3 separate regions of the Homo sapiens genome follow, and regions 1 and 2 are each linked to region 3. The links are chromatin contacts, found by Hi-C or POLR2A ChIA-PET in ENCODE. All regions are on one chromosome and are shown on one strand. The core of a region is the stretch at or near the end of the contact, and the rest is flanking DNA. Distances in the headings are between cores, read along the strand shown. Region 1 overlaps SH3RF3 (SH3 domain containing ring finger 3). Region 2 overlaps SH3RF3 (SH3 domain containing ring finger 3). Region 3 overlaps SH3RF3 (SH3 domain containing ring finger 3).

Region 1 (4,170 bases), core at 531-3,030, 37 kb before region 3:
CTAGAGTACTTAACACAATCCCGGGCATCATTTACTGGTCTCAGGAAATCCTTTGAGGGAACAAAAAAAAATTACTGCTATAATGAAAGTCTCTAAGCTGGCTTATTCACAAAAAACCAGTGTGGTGAAACAAAAAAAGAGCATGGATTTTTGAAATCAAGACACCTGGATTCATACTTCAATTTTACACCTAGGACTGTGATAACATTGGGCAAGTTACTTAGCTTCTGTTTCTTCATTTGTGAAGTGGGAGGATACCTGCTTTGCAGGGTGGTTGTGAGGTTGACAGAGGCTGCCTTAGGCTTTTCAAGCTGCTGTAACAAAATACCGTAAACGCAGTGGTTTAAAAGCGGCAGCAATTTATTTCCCACAGTTCTAGACGCTGGTCGTCCAAGATCAAGGCACTGGCAGATTCGATGTCTGGTAAAGACTGGCCTCCAGGTTCACAGACGGTGCCTTCTCACTGTGTCCTCCCATGGTAGAGGGGGCAAGGCAACTCTCCGAGGCCTCTTTAGTAAGACACTAATCCCATTCATGAGGGCTCCACCCTCACGATCCGGTCACCTCCCCAAAGGCCTCAGCTCCTAATAGCATTACCTTGGAGGTTAGGATTTAACATATGACTTTTAGGATGACACATACATTCAGTCCATTGCATACTCCAAGGAATATCATGCCTAACAGGATGGCTGGAGAGTGTAGATGTTTCACCACTGTAGTACCCTCCAGCCTTCCTTTCCACACACAGCCAGTGTATCTCCCTGCACGTGTCTTATTTGACCTGTGGACTTAACGTGCCTGGTGGAATTGCCCTGGCTCGTCCTAAGGCTGGATGTCTCTGCTCAGATGGACTGGGAGGCAGTGGGGATGCCGGGGTGGAGATGATACCTGAGCCTGGAGAGCCTCGCTTGCTCTGAGTTGAACTGCAGTCGGATGCCCTAGCTCATCCACGTGCTTCTGTTGTGACAGCGATGCTGGGGGTGTCTTCCTTCCATTCGGTGGCACAGGTTTGATGCTAGGACCCCTCTGACTCAGGGCTCCAGGCCAATGCTGCAGCTCAGCCTTGAGGAGGCGTTCCCAGAGCATGAGGAGGACTCATGGTGGAGGATGCTGGTTAGTCTCTTTCTGGTCGGACCCTCACTTTTTGAGATGATGTGACATCTTTCCTGTAGTCACAACTACATTCAACTCTAAAACCATTTTAATTTTTCATTTTCCCCTGTTTGGGGAATTGTAATCCCATGGGTGTATGGATATTATCCAGAGACATGAAACATGGAGTTTGGGTTTGCAGAGGACAAGGAAGCTATGAGATAAGGGAGAACAGAATGAAGTCACACCCCACACAGATGCCCACAGATTATGTGCTGCAGTGAGTCCTTAATGTCCTGGAATCGGTGACACACCAAGGATGGCTTTCAAGAGCTTTCTTGAGCCCTTTATCCAAATCTCTGCAGCCCCTCCCTGAACTTCGTTAGTTTCTAGATCAGTTTACTTCCTAAGTAACCTAGCACACTTGTGTAAGACCAGCTGAGCTTCCCAGATGATCCCTGAACGTCACGGCTCCTGACCGTTCCTCTGAGGACACTTCCTGGAAGTTTTTGTGCAAAACCATTATTCTTCCCACCTTAAGGCAGGCATGGGTGGTCACGTGTCAGTCCAGCCTGCTGTGCTCTTCCTGTGCAGAAACTCTTGCCTGGTTACACTTGGCGACTTCTCTTTGTAAACAAAGGTGTGAGTGTCCTTAACACCTCACAGTTGACGGACTGGCTGCGTTAGCTCTTCCTTTGTTAGTTTCTGATTGCCAGTGAAGGAGAACATCTTCTATATGTTTTTCCCTGTATCAGTTAGGATTTGCTGTATAACAGAAACCCAAAACTTAGAGGCTTAAAATAATACCTTTTTATTTAACTCACTGTTGTGTGTGTTGGCTGGGGTTACTGGGGCAGCAAGGATGGCCTGGGTTCCTCTCCACATGGTCTCTTATATCCCCCAAAGGCTAGCCTGGGCGTCTTCATGTGGTGGACTGAAGGTCCCAGTAAGCAACAAGAAAAGGCAGACTCCAACGTGCAAGCGCTTTTTAAACCTCCATCTGCATCATAATTGTTGTTGTCTCATTAGCCAAAGGAAGTCACAGGGCTGCCAAATCTAGAGGCAACCTTGGATGGAATATTCCAAGGGCCTGGATCCAGGGAACATGAATCAATTGGAGGCTGTTACTCTACAATCCACCACAAAGTCCACTGCCTGTTTTCTTTTGATTGTTGATCTTTTATATTAGGAGGAGTTTTTAAAATATATTCTGGATATTAATTCTTTCATTGCTATATATGTTGATTCAGATGAATAGGAGTTCTTACTTTTAATAAACAAGGTCACTTCTCTCAATCTTTTTCTTTTCTGATGTGCTCATTTTGGCTATTGTTTTAAAAATCTTCCCCACCCTTGAAGCCATACAGATATTCTTCTTATTGTTTCCTGAAAGTTTTATGGTTTTGCCTCTCATGATTATGTGTTATCGCTCTCATTTTTTTCCTTTTGGTAGGATAATTAAGAAGTGTTTTTATTAGGTAAGCTCCATTTTCTCACTGCATCAAAGTCATTTATGCAGGCCTGCTCTGCAAGTGGCATTTTCCAAGTGGAATTAAATGGATGTTACTACCCTGTAGTTAATTCCAGTCTAAGACAATTGCAATGCAGACAGAAACCTTGAGACATTAATTGACCAAACATGTATATTAAATAGGTTTGAATATTCAAGTGCAAGCAAATAATTAGTACACTTGGTGAGTGAAGAGAAAAATGAAGTACTGCATTTCTTTCCTTTCCTTCTTTCCTTGCCTCCTTCTTTTCTTTCTTCCTTTCCTTCTTTCCTTCCTTCTCTCTCTCTCTCTTTCTCTTCTTTCTGTCTTTCTCTTTCTGTCTCTCTTTCTCTTTCGTTTTCTCTCTTTCTCTCTTTTCTCCTTTTCGTTTTCCTTTTTCCTTTCCTTTTTCCTTTCCTTTCCTGTCCTTTCCTGTCCTGTCCTGTCCTGTCCTGTCCTGTCCTGTCCTGTCCTGTCTTGCTCTGTCACCCAGGCTGGGATGCAGCCTCCAACTCCTGGGCCTAAGTGATCCTCCCACCTCAGCCTCCTGAGTAGCTGGGACTATAGGTGCATGCCACCATGCCCAGCTAATTTGTAATTTTGTGTAGAGACCACAGCTCACTATGTTGCCTAGGCTGGTCTTAAACTCCTGGCTTCAAGCAATTTCCCTGTCTTGGCCTCTCAAAAAAGGATTGATTACAGGTGTGGGCCACCACACCTGGCCAAGAACTACACTCGTTAACTTCAGCTAAGCAACTCCCCCCCGACTCCTACCCTGTTCTTTCTTCAGGTTTCTGTTGAAAAGTTATTTGGTAAAAGAAGAGGGCCTGAGCAGTGATTCTTAAGATGGAGGGAAGGAAACCTAACACATAATCTTTGCAAAAAATCCCCGAGCAAGTTGGTATTATTGCCATGACTACATGAGGAAACCAAAGCTCAGAGGATCTGGAGAATTGTTGAGCAAGGAACCCTTCCCTCCTGCACCAGATCTCTCTCTCTTTCTCTCTTTCTCTTTCTTTCTTTCTTTCTTTCTTTCTTTCTTTCTTTCTTTCATTCTTTCTTTTTCTTTCTTTCTTTCCTTCCTTCCTTCCTTCCTTCCTTCCTTCCTTCCTTCCTTCCTTCCTTCCTTTCCTTTCTTTCTTTTTCTTTCTTTCTTTCTCTTTCTTTCTCTCTCTCTTTCTCTGTTTCTCTCTTTCTTTCTTTCTTTCTTGACAGAGTCTTGCTGTGTCATCAAGGCTGGAGTACAGTGGTGCGATCTCAGCTCACTGCAAGCTCCGCAAGCTCCGCCTTCCAGGTTCACGCCATTCTCCTGCCTCAGCCTCCTGAGTAGCTGGGACTACAGGCGCCCGCCACCGCGCCCGGCTAATTTTTTGTTTTATTTATTTATTTTTTAATTTTTTTATTTTTTAGTAGAGACGGGGTTTCACTGTGTTAGCCAGGATGGTCTCGATCTCCTGACCTCATGATCCACCTGCCTTGGCCTCCCAAAGTGCTGGGATTACAGGCGTGAGCCACCGCGCCCGGCCTGCACCAGATCTCTACCAAATTTTAAGTCAGTGAAATATAAATGAAAACTTGTTATTTTTAC
Region 2 (3,972 bases), core at 878-3,377, 37 kb after region 3:
CATGGCCGTCACAGCCCTCGGCTTGCCTCTGCTCGGCTCATTGACTCTAATTCCATTTTTGAGGGCTGCTTTCCGGGCAGAGGAGGGCGGTGGGAATGAGAGCAGAGGTTTCCTTCCTGTTCTCTGCACAGCAGCCAGTGGCCACCTGGACTAGAGAGGGAGGTACAGGCCCTCACCCTTTCCCAAGCCCACCTGAGCAGCAGGTACAACGTTTGATCTCACCACAGTGAGTGCAAAACCATCCTTCCTGCTGGAACCACCGCAGGCGCCCATCCTCGGCAGTGAGCCACAACTTCCTCCTCACGTCTTCTTAACCAAGGCCAGTTATACCCTTTCATGCTCAAAGGGAGGCTGTCCTACCTGCTGGATACATGTTTGTTATCTGGGAGAAGTTTAGGCCTCTCCCCACCTAATCAGAATGTCTAAACCCTCTGCTTACTAGGTCACCAAAATCAGTGCTGGATTCCAGCTCTATAACACCCAATATGCACAACTGTTGTTCTTGTAAAATTACTGGCATTCCTCTTCTGTAAAGATATCAGCCCCGCAGATGAACAGACAAGTAAACAACGTCAGGCAGATGAACTTTCTGCTGGGAGAAAATAAAACTCGAGGCACATTGCTTTGCTTGCTGTACATGGACAGGCAGAGTGGTCAGATGGAATGGCCATGGATTCGGGCACCAGACCAAGATTCAAATCCCTGCCCTACGATACTCATCACCTGGGTTAACCTTCTGAACCACAAACACTTCATCTGTAAAGTGATGGTAATATTGCCATCTTGCAGGGTTTTAGGATATGGATTAGATTGTATGTAAGGCATCTACATACCTACATAGATTGTTCCATGGGAGCTCAAAAATGGCTGCTCTTACTGATAACTTATAGACATGTAAGTAATGATTACTACTGATAATGATTAGTGATAAGTAGTATTCATGGAAGAAAGACTCACGGACACACAAGACGCCATGTGCATGGATGCACCTCTCAAACGCTTCTTTGCAGCTCTTCACATTCTTTGAGGTATGCAGTCAGTAATAGAACTCAAACCTTATATCCTCGGATTCACTTTTAATTAGGCTGTTCTCATTAAAACGCCATTCCTTTATTGTCTTGCCACTTAATTTAGTAAATTGGTAGAGCAAATGTGGCATGCAGATTGCCTCTTCCATACCAGAACGTCATCATTCATTGCCAAAGCCTATGTGGATTAGGAGCATTTGAAGTGGAAATTAGTTGAGTTCAGGGCATACAGTTGTTGAATTTTGATTATCAGCTTATAGTATTTTTAAAATTAGATTATGCTTTGTTTCCATTTAACAAAGGAAGATAAATGTTGTGGTTGATGTTTTTATTAAAATAGAAATTTAACAAACATTCTCCAATAACTGGATGGATTACAGGAGATGAGACAATCAATAGAGGATTACATTTTGCAAAGCCAATTTAGGAACCTTGTCTAGATAAAACCCTCTTGTGGCAGAAGGGATCTGGCAAAAATGAATAAATTTGTAATAAGTGTCAACCCTGGCCCCCTGCCGTGCAACTCAAGTATAGACAGATTTTTGGAGGGAAGATCTACTTCCAACTACTGTTATTCTGCTAGAGAGATGTGTTCGCGAGGGATTGGTCACATTTTGACATCAGAGGCTGGCCATGACAATCCCAAGGTTCTGCCAAATTCCAGTGGATTCCCACTGCTTACTTCAAGTCCCAGTGTGGTCAGGACTTCAGGACTTCTCTGAAGGGGAGATGGGGCCCTTTTCTGGAGGATCAGAGCTCTGAAGATGATTGGTCCTCGTTATTCAGTATGAAAGCAAATACCACATTTCAAGAAGTGGATGGCTCTTTTTAAAATAAGTCACCTTGGCAACTGGAAGGCACAGCAAGGAGCGAGAAAGGGTAAGGGAGAGAAGCGGGGAGAGGGAAAGAATGAGGAAAGGGAAAAAGAAGGGTAAGGAGTAAGGGGGAGGAAGAGAGAGACAAGACACGGATACACAGGAGACTCAGCGCCCCTTCAAGCATTCTGGAATCCCCCGAATAATCACCACTCCTTCTCCCTTCTTGCTGGAACTTTGTGTATTTTGCATTTCCTGTTGAAGTCATAAATCCAGATCCTGCTCTGTAAACCCATGGAGTCTGAGGGCAGCCAGGGCCGGCAGAGGCAGAACATTTCAACATGTGCCGAAATGTTCCCACAGGCAGACTAGGCAGTTGGGGTGGCAGGAATCCAGGAGCCTGAACTAGGAGGCGGGTGAGTTGTCTTTGCCTGAGAGTTGAGCTTAAATCAGCCAATAAAATTGTCCATCTTAAGGAAGCTGAAATTTCTAAATAAGCCTATAAATAATTTCACAAATAGGGCCTGTGCTGTGTAATAGTGTGCACTGATTTTGAGAGTTACTGCAAGAATAAATTTGCTGAATGAATAAATCTGCAGTAGTCGCCAGTCAAATGTCAAAGGCTGGTCTCCAGCAGAAATAACCTTTTAAAAAGGACTCATTAGCTGAGCACACAGGGCACCCACATAAGTGATTTCTAATTCATTAAGAGGTAGATGATCAGCTCATATTTTGCTTTTCCAGCAAATAAGGATTCAAATAAGAACCCTTCTCCAACTCAGAAATCAGGCTTCTGGTGCCTGCAAATCTCCCCACATCAGGATATGGGCAGACAGCTTTATTGCTATCAATTAAAGTTCCATGCACAAACCTTGTAATGTTAAGATGAGGCCAAGAGGTGGCTTTTCCCTGGCTAGATTGGAATTTAGTGAGAGTGGGCAGGCAATATAAAGAGGCCAAATCTGACTGTGGGCAAGGCTGCTGAGCTGTGTTGCAGAGGGATTTTCTTATACCCCTAGGTGGTCTCGTTGAAATGTTTTATCAGAGACAGGAGGGAGCTTGCAGACTTTGTGGGGCTTCTGCTTTTGCCACTGTGCCCGGGCTCCCAGCATATGCTCCAGAGAGAGGCCTCGGCTTCCAGAGACAATGCAATGGGTGGGAAGGGGAGGTGTGTATTTCTAGAGTGGGAAGGAGGGCCGGGGGCCATCAGGACCCTCTGGCTCATCAGGTCTTGGGCTGGGAGTCATTGGGTGTATAGCAGGCACTGACTGGCACAGGGGCAAGTGTCTATGAAGCAGGTGACACAGAGGAAGACAAACTGAAGAAGATACCTGTATGACTCCAGCTATAGGATCCACATATTCACCACAATGGGCATTTGTGTAAATGAAGAATCACAAACACACATATGCACATACTATCCCAAAGAATATTCAGTGAGATTTAGAAAAACAACCAACCCAAGTGCATTCTCTGTTAGTGATTGGTAGCATGCTGTCCCTCTCCAGGAAGAATATTGTAGGTAGTGGTAGATGGGGCATAAGTCTGAGCCCCCAGCGAAGCTTGAACTCAGCTGAATGTGCATCTGCACTGGGGCTGGAGACTCCTGATGTGCATGGGGTTTTGGTGAGGTTGAGCTGTGTGTCCGCCAAGCTCCCTGAGCCTGTGCCTCGAGGAGATAAGGTGAAGGTGGCCTGCTCTTCCACCCTCCTGTAAGAGTGGGCATGAGGATGCTTCTCTAAGCTGTCAACATGTTTTATAGATGTTAATTATTTTTGTTATTTTAGGTCTCCAAATATTTCAGAGTGCTAATCTTTTAGCTTTTCTTATGTTTTTATCTTTTTAAAAGTAATTTGTAGTATAGTGACAGAGCTGTGCAACCACCATCACTGTCTAATTTCAGAAACTTTCCATCACTGTAAAAAGAAATGCCATACCTATCAGTAGTCACTCTCTGTTCCCCTTCCCCCAGCCCCTGGAAAACACTAATGTAATTTCTGTCCCTGTGGATCTTTCTTTCTGGACATTTCTATGAATGGAAGCAGATAATATGTGGCCTTTTGTGTCTTACTTCTTTCACTTAGCATAATATTTTCAAGGTTCGTCTTGGTTGTAGCATGTTTCACTAC
Region 3 (4,178 bases), core at 1,165-3,664:
GCACTTCACTTAAAGTGGGTCTGGCTGGTCATTTTCTTGCACTTACCAGCTTTATGGCTTTGTTTCATAGTTTAGTCCTCAGAACGGCCAAAGGAGAAAGCTGCAGAAGAGCTCACCAGGAGGTAGACCATGTCTGTGTCCTCCAGGGCTGGCAGGCAGGAGGAGGTGGAGGGGTAATGGTCCTCCTGTGAGGAGAGGAGCTATGGATGGGGAGTCTGATGGCCCCTGTAGACTCAGGTGACAGTGAGAAGGAGAAACTCAGTGTACCAATGGTGGCATTGGGGCTGGCTTGTTACTCTCCCTGGGTCCTACTCCCTCACGTGGAGGAAGGGGTGACTGCTTGGCATGGGTTGGCAAGGACTGTGTGAACTGTGTATGCAGACAGAAGGTAAGTCCAGGCTTGGCCAGGGCCAGAGTCATGGGCAGCAGCGGTGATGATGGCAGATGATCAATCCTGAAAGGTAATAAAAATGCCCAGGGTACAGCCCAGAAATGCCTGTGATAGTCCCAGAGGTGCCTGGAGCATGCCTCTGTTCGCTCCCTCCAGGCCCCAGCCTGGCAGTCTCCCGCTCTGGGTGCTTGGGCCATGGCCACAGCCTTCCCCCTACTTAAGGCCTCTGTTCCCACTCCCCACTTGTGGGCCTGCTGGACACCTGCTCCCCTGCTCCTTCCTTGCCACCCCATTGCCAGCCTCTGCCAGGCCTCACCTCACTGCGTTGAAATTGAGTGTTTTGGTGGCCAGTATTGAGCTCACAGAGGGAGTGGAGCTTTGCTCCCCTGTGGAGGAGCACTCAGAAATGCTGGTGACCACAGAGACCCCTGGTGTTGTCCACAAAGGTCTCCAGAAGAGAGTAGGGGAGGGATGGGCCACCCAGGGCCGAGGTAAGATCCTGGTGAGCAGGATGGGGGCACACTTCAGCCCCTTCCTAAAAGCTGGGGCTGAGGGAGAGCGCTGCAGGGAGCTGTACTGTACTGTGATTCAGTGCACATGGGGACCTGGAAGCAGGGGACAGTAGCCCCCTTTTGTGGTCAGAAAATTTGAGAATTGGGGATGCTAAATCGCTGGCCTGAGCCACAGAGGTGCTACGTGCTGGATTTGGGATTTGAACTTGGCTCTCTGCCTGGCTCCTTGTGTTTGTTCTCTCTGCTCCCTGGGAGGATTTGCCAGTCTTGCTGCTGAGCCACTGGGGATGCTGGGGAGTGAGTATTCTATATGCATCAGCTGGTGAAGCGCTTATCAAATGACCCCCAGATTCCATCTCACTTGGGGAGGCCGTGTTTCCGCCTCCCTCCTGTCCCCACACCTCTGCCCGTGGGTGTTTTTCCAGGAGAGCTTGCCCTGGGTAGGAAAGCCGAGGGGAGGGTGGCATTGGGCTGCCTTCTCACTTGCTGTCACCTCCCTTGTCCTGCCCCCTGGCCTTCCCAGATCCACCGTAATGAAAGACCTTGAACGAACACATCCCTCAGGTACTCAGCCCAGGGTCTTACAGAGGGGCGGTCCCAGGGGAAGGGGGTTGGGGCCTGCAGTTTTCTCAAGTGTGGTGTGACCCTCAGGAATTTCTTTTTGGTGATCTTGTCATTTTGGTGGGTGTTCATTTCCTTGAGCATCTTCACTGTATTAGTAGCCATGAGTATTACTGAAAGGCATTTTTATTCTTAAAGCATTCAGGGACTGATAGCAACCAAAATTATCAGACAAGCTGCAGGAGATGAAATCAATGGAATTTGGCAATTGTGGGGCAGGACCTTATTCCCAAAGGTGGCTGGTCTAGGGCGTGTGGACTGGGAGGCAGGCATGCAGAAGGGGACACACCCCTCCCATCACTCTCCTCTCGTCCAGCCTTGGAAGCCACTGGAGTCACATCTGCTGCAGGAAACCCTGTGTTTGAATTATGTGTGGAGCAGTCACAGGGTGGTTTTGGCTGGATGAAGGGCATAGAGTGGCATCTAGAAGTGCATGGGAGACCATTGCCAATGTCATGGGTTAGACCATGTTTTTGAGGCTTTAGTGATTTTTTTGAGACCCTTCCCAGTCTAGGCCAGGCAGATCATCTTCTGTGCACACCTCTGCAGGTGAAGTCCCCGCATGGCTAAGCACATGTGTGTGGAGTGTGTGTGCTTAAGGATGTGTGGCCTCGTGTCAGATGACATGTGTGTGGGGTGTGTGTGTTTAAGGATGTGTGGCTTCATGTAGGTTGATGCTCTTGAACGTGCTGACTTTAAAAAATCCACACTGGGCTCGTCTGCTTCCCTGATGACAGAGTTTGGGAAACTAATGAAAGACATTCTGGCCTTGTGCCATCAGAAGTGAAGTCAATGTGGGGAACAGCTGCCTCTGGGAGGACGTTGTCTGTGCGCTGTGCCGCGGGGCCTCTGCTCCATGGCCGGCCACACAGCCCTGTCCTGGAAGAGGCCCAGGCAGCTGTCACCCCTTAGCCCAGTCTGGAAAGAGCCCAGGGTCTGGAGTAGGGGTGACAGTGAGGCTTTCTATGGAAGCTGCTTTAAAGAAGGAACAAATTGAGCCTGGCACTGGCCTTCTGGTTTTGGAGACTGAGTTGCCCTGCCCTGTGCTTGCAGATCCACTCAGTGTGAAGGGCAGGACAGCTTCCCCTTTCCACACCTCCTCATAACCTCCTGGGAAGCTGCTGAAATACAGGTGTTCATGGTGGGGTTAAGCCAGCTTGTGAGTCATTAGCATGCCTTTCCACGGCCAACGCACAAAACTTTTGTCTTAATTAGACTTGAGGCACAAACCGCTGATTCTCCAGTGCAGTGTGCCTGCTGTGCCGTGCGTTTTTGTTAGTGTGTCTGGACGTGGTATTCATATATTAACAGTGCATGCTGGGGCACTTGGACTGCAGGGCAATCGCTTGCCTGGCGGTGGGAGCCCAGAGGCTGAGGTGGTGCGTCATGTTCTGGCCACGGTCAAGCCCCGGAGTGTGTCTGTGCTCTGTGGGGAGCCTAACCTGTCATCTGTGTCAGTCCTCTCTGAGTGTCCTATGGGGAAAAGTTCACTTGGGGCTCATGAAAGCTTGCTTTTGCATCTGTCCCTGAGCCTGGTCCAGTGTGAGCAAGCTGATGCCTTGTGGAACCTGGATCCAGACCTGGCAGGGTGTGAGTCTGTGTGTTAGAGAGCATCCTCCTTCCAGTCCTGGCCTTGTTGGCTTCACTGCCTCTGCGTGGCTCCAAGCCTGACCACTCCCTTCCTCCCATGCCCCCAGCGTGCCTCCTTCTACTGCATTCAGATTTTTGTCCACTCACCCGGTTTTCCTCTTTTCTGCCCTGGGTTCTGAGGGTCCATGGCCTGCAGGACAGTTTGCCTAGGATAAGCCAGGACACATCAGAGGCTGGTGGAAGCCTGATCTGCTGCTTAGAATCAATGGTGTTTCTGACATGGAGAGGTGGACATTCAGGTGCCTATCATTACATGGCAGTAGGAAGGTGCTTGGACCCTGCAGGCCTGGTGCTTTGTACCTGTGGATTTTCCAAGTCACTTTATTCAAGGATTTCATTTCACTTTCAGTTCTTAAAGTAAGGGCCTGGCAAAGGGATAGGCAGCATTCTGTTTCTCTGAGGGAGGTAATGCTCTGCCATCAGCAGATTTCCTTATGATGATGGAAAAGTGTGGTCAAGGGATGTGTTTGACCCTCCTGTAAGAAGAATGAAGGTGTGCTGCCCACGCAGTGGTCACTCCAGGGGGCCCTTGGTTGCAATTCAAAGGCAAGCAGGAACCTGGAGGCCCAGAGGGGCAAAGGGCATGGGGCTCAGGTCCTGTGGTCACTCAGCACATGCTCTCTCAGCTGCACCACAGTCCCGCACAAGGCCATCTATGCTTATCACCTGGGTGCAGAAGACCAAGTCACTAAAACCCCAGAGCCAGGGGTTTGCTCCAGGTGGGCCTGGACTTTCAGCTAAGGCCCCTTCTGGATTGGCACATGGTGAGGGGAGCTTCCACACCCATGATTCTAAATCCCAGGAGCTCTGAAGCAGGAATCTTTTCCCCCTGTTTGGCATAGCTCATCTGCTAGCAAAACCTGCTTTGAGCTACCAGGATTCCCAGTACCTTTGGGAGTGTTGGGTTTCCCTACAGAGATGTGGTGCAGAGTGGACGCTGCCCCATACCTCCCGGGAGGAGTGACATCTCACAGGGCCAGTAGCCATTCTACCTTTCCCAGATC

Evidence for each region. A loop is a pair of places that touch in the nucleus more often than their neighbours do. ChIA-PET counts read pairs that join two places held with the same protein, here RNA polymerase II (POLR2A). Pooled maps may share reads with other maps.
Region 1: a map of heart left ventricle shows a loop between it and region 3 (5-fold over the local background). The contact joins two enhancer-like sites. A Hi-C loop is called at or near these places in 3 of 168 maps with a recorded cell type or tissue (Right ventricle myocardium inferior, astrocyte of the cerebellum and heart left ventricle) and 1 of 50 pooled maps. POLR2A ChIA-PET finds 5 or more read pairs at or near these places in 4 of 52 experiments (AG04450, H1, IMR-90 and 1 more).
Region 2: a loop to region 3 is called in a map of heart right ventricle, with 1.9 times the contacts of the local background. The contact joins two enhancer-like sites. A Hi-C loop is called at or near these places in 12 of 168 maps with a recorded cell type or tissue (DLD1, Right ventricle myocardium inferior, ascending aorta and 6 more) and 6 of 50 pooled maps. POLR2A ChIA-PET finds 5 or more read pairs at or near these places in 4 of 52 experiments (MCF 10A, PC-9, Panc1 and 1 more).

What each region holds. Positions count from the first base shown.
Region 1 is chr2:109,245,876-109,250,045 of GRCh38, forward strand. The region is part of intron 1 of SH3RF3 (SH3 domain containing ring finger 3); the gene reads left to right. It also overlaps a transcript of RANBP2 not described here. Among named protein-coding and RNA genes, the nearest start is that of MIR4266, 66 kb to the right of the region's middle. Within about 2 kb of position 1,781, at least 3 of the 41 ENCODE cell types and tissues checked have a DNase peak (open chromatin) inside an H3K27ac peak, as active enhancers do.
Region 2 is chr2:109,320,169-109,324,140 of GRCh38, forward strand. The region is part of intron 1 of SH3RF3 (SH3 domain containing ring finger 3); the gene reads left to right. It also overlaps a transcript of RANBP2 not described here. Among named protein-coding and RNA genes, the nearest start is that of MIR4266, 8.5 kb to the left of the region's middle. Within about 2 kb of position 2,128, at least 18 of the 41 ENCODE cell types and tissues checked have a DNase peak (open chromatin) inside an H3K27ac peak, as active enhancers do; they include heart right ventricle, where a contact is called at or near this core.
Region 3 is chr2:109,282,666-109,286,843 of GRCh38, forward strand. All of the region lies in intron 1 of SH3RF3 (SH3 domain containing ring finger 3), which reads left to right. It also overlaps a transcript of RANBP2 not described here. Among named protein-coding and RNA genes, the nearest start is that of MIR4266, 29 kb to the right of the region's middle. Within about 2 kb of position 2,415, at least 4 of the 41 ENCODE cell types and tissues checked have a DNase peak (open chromatin) inside an H3K27ac peak, as active enhancers do; they include heart right ventricle, where a contact is called at or near this core.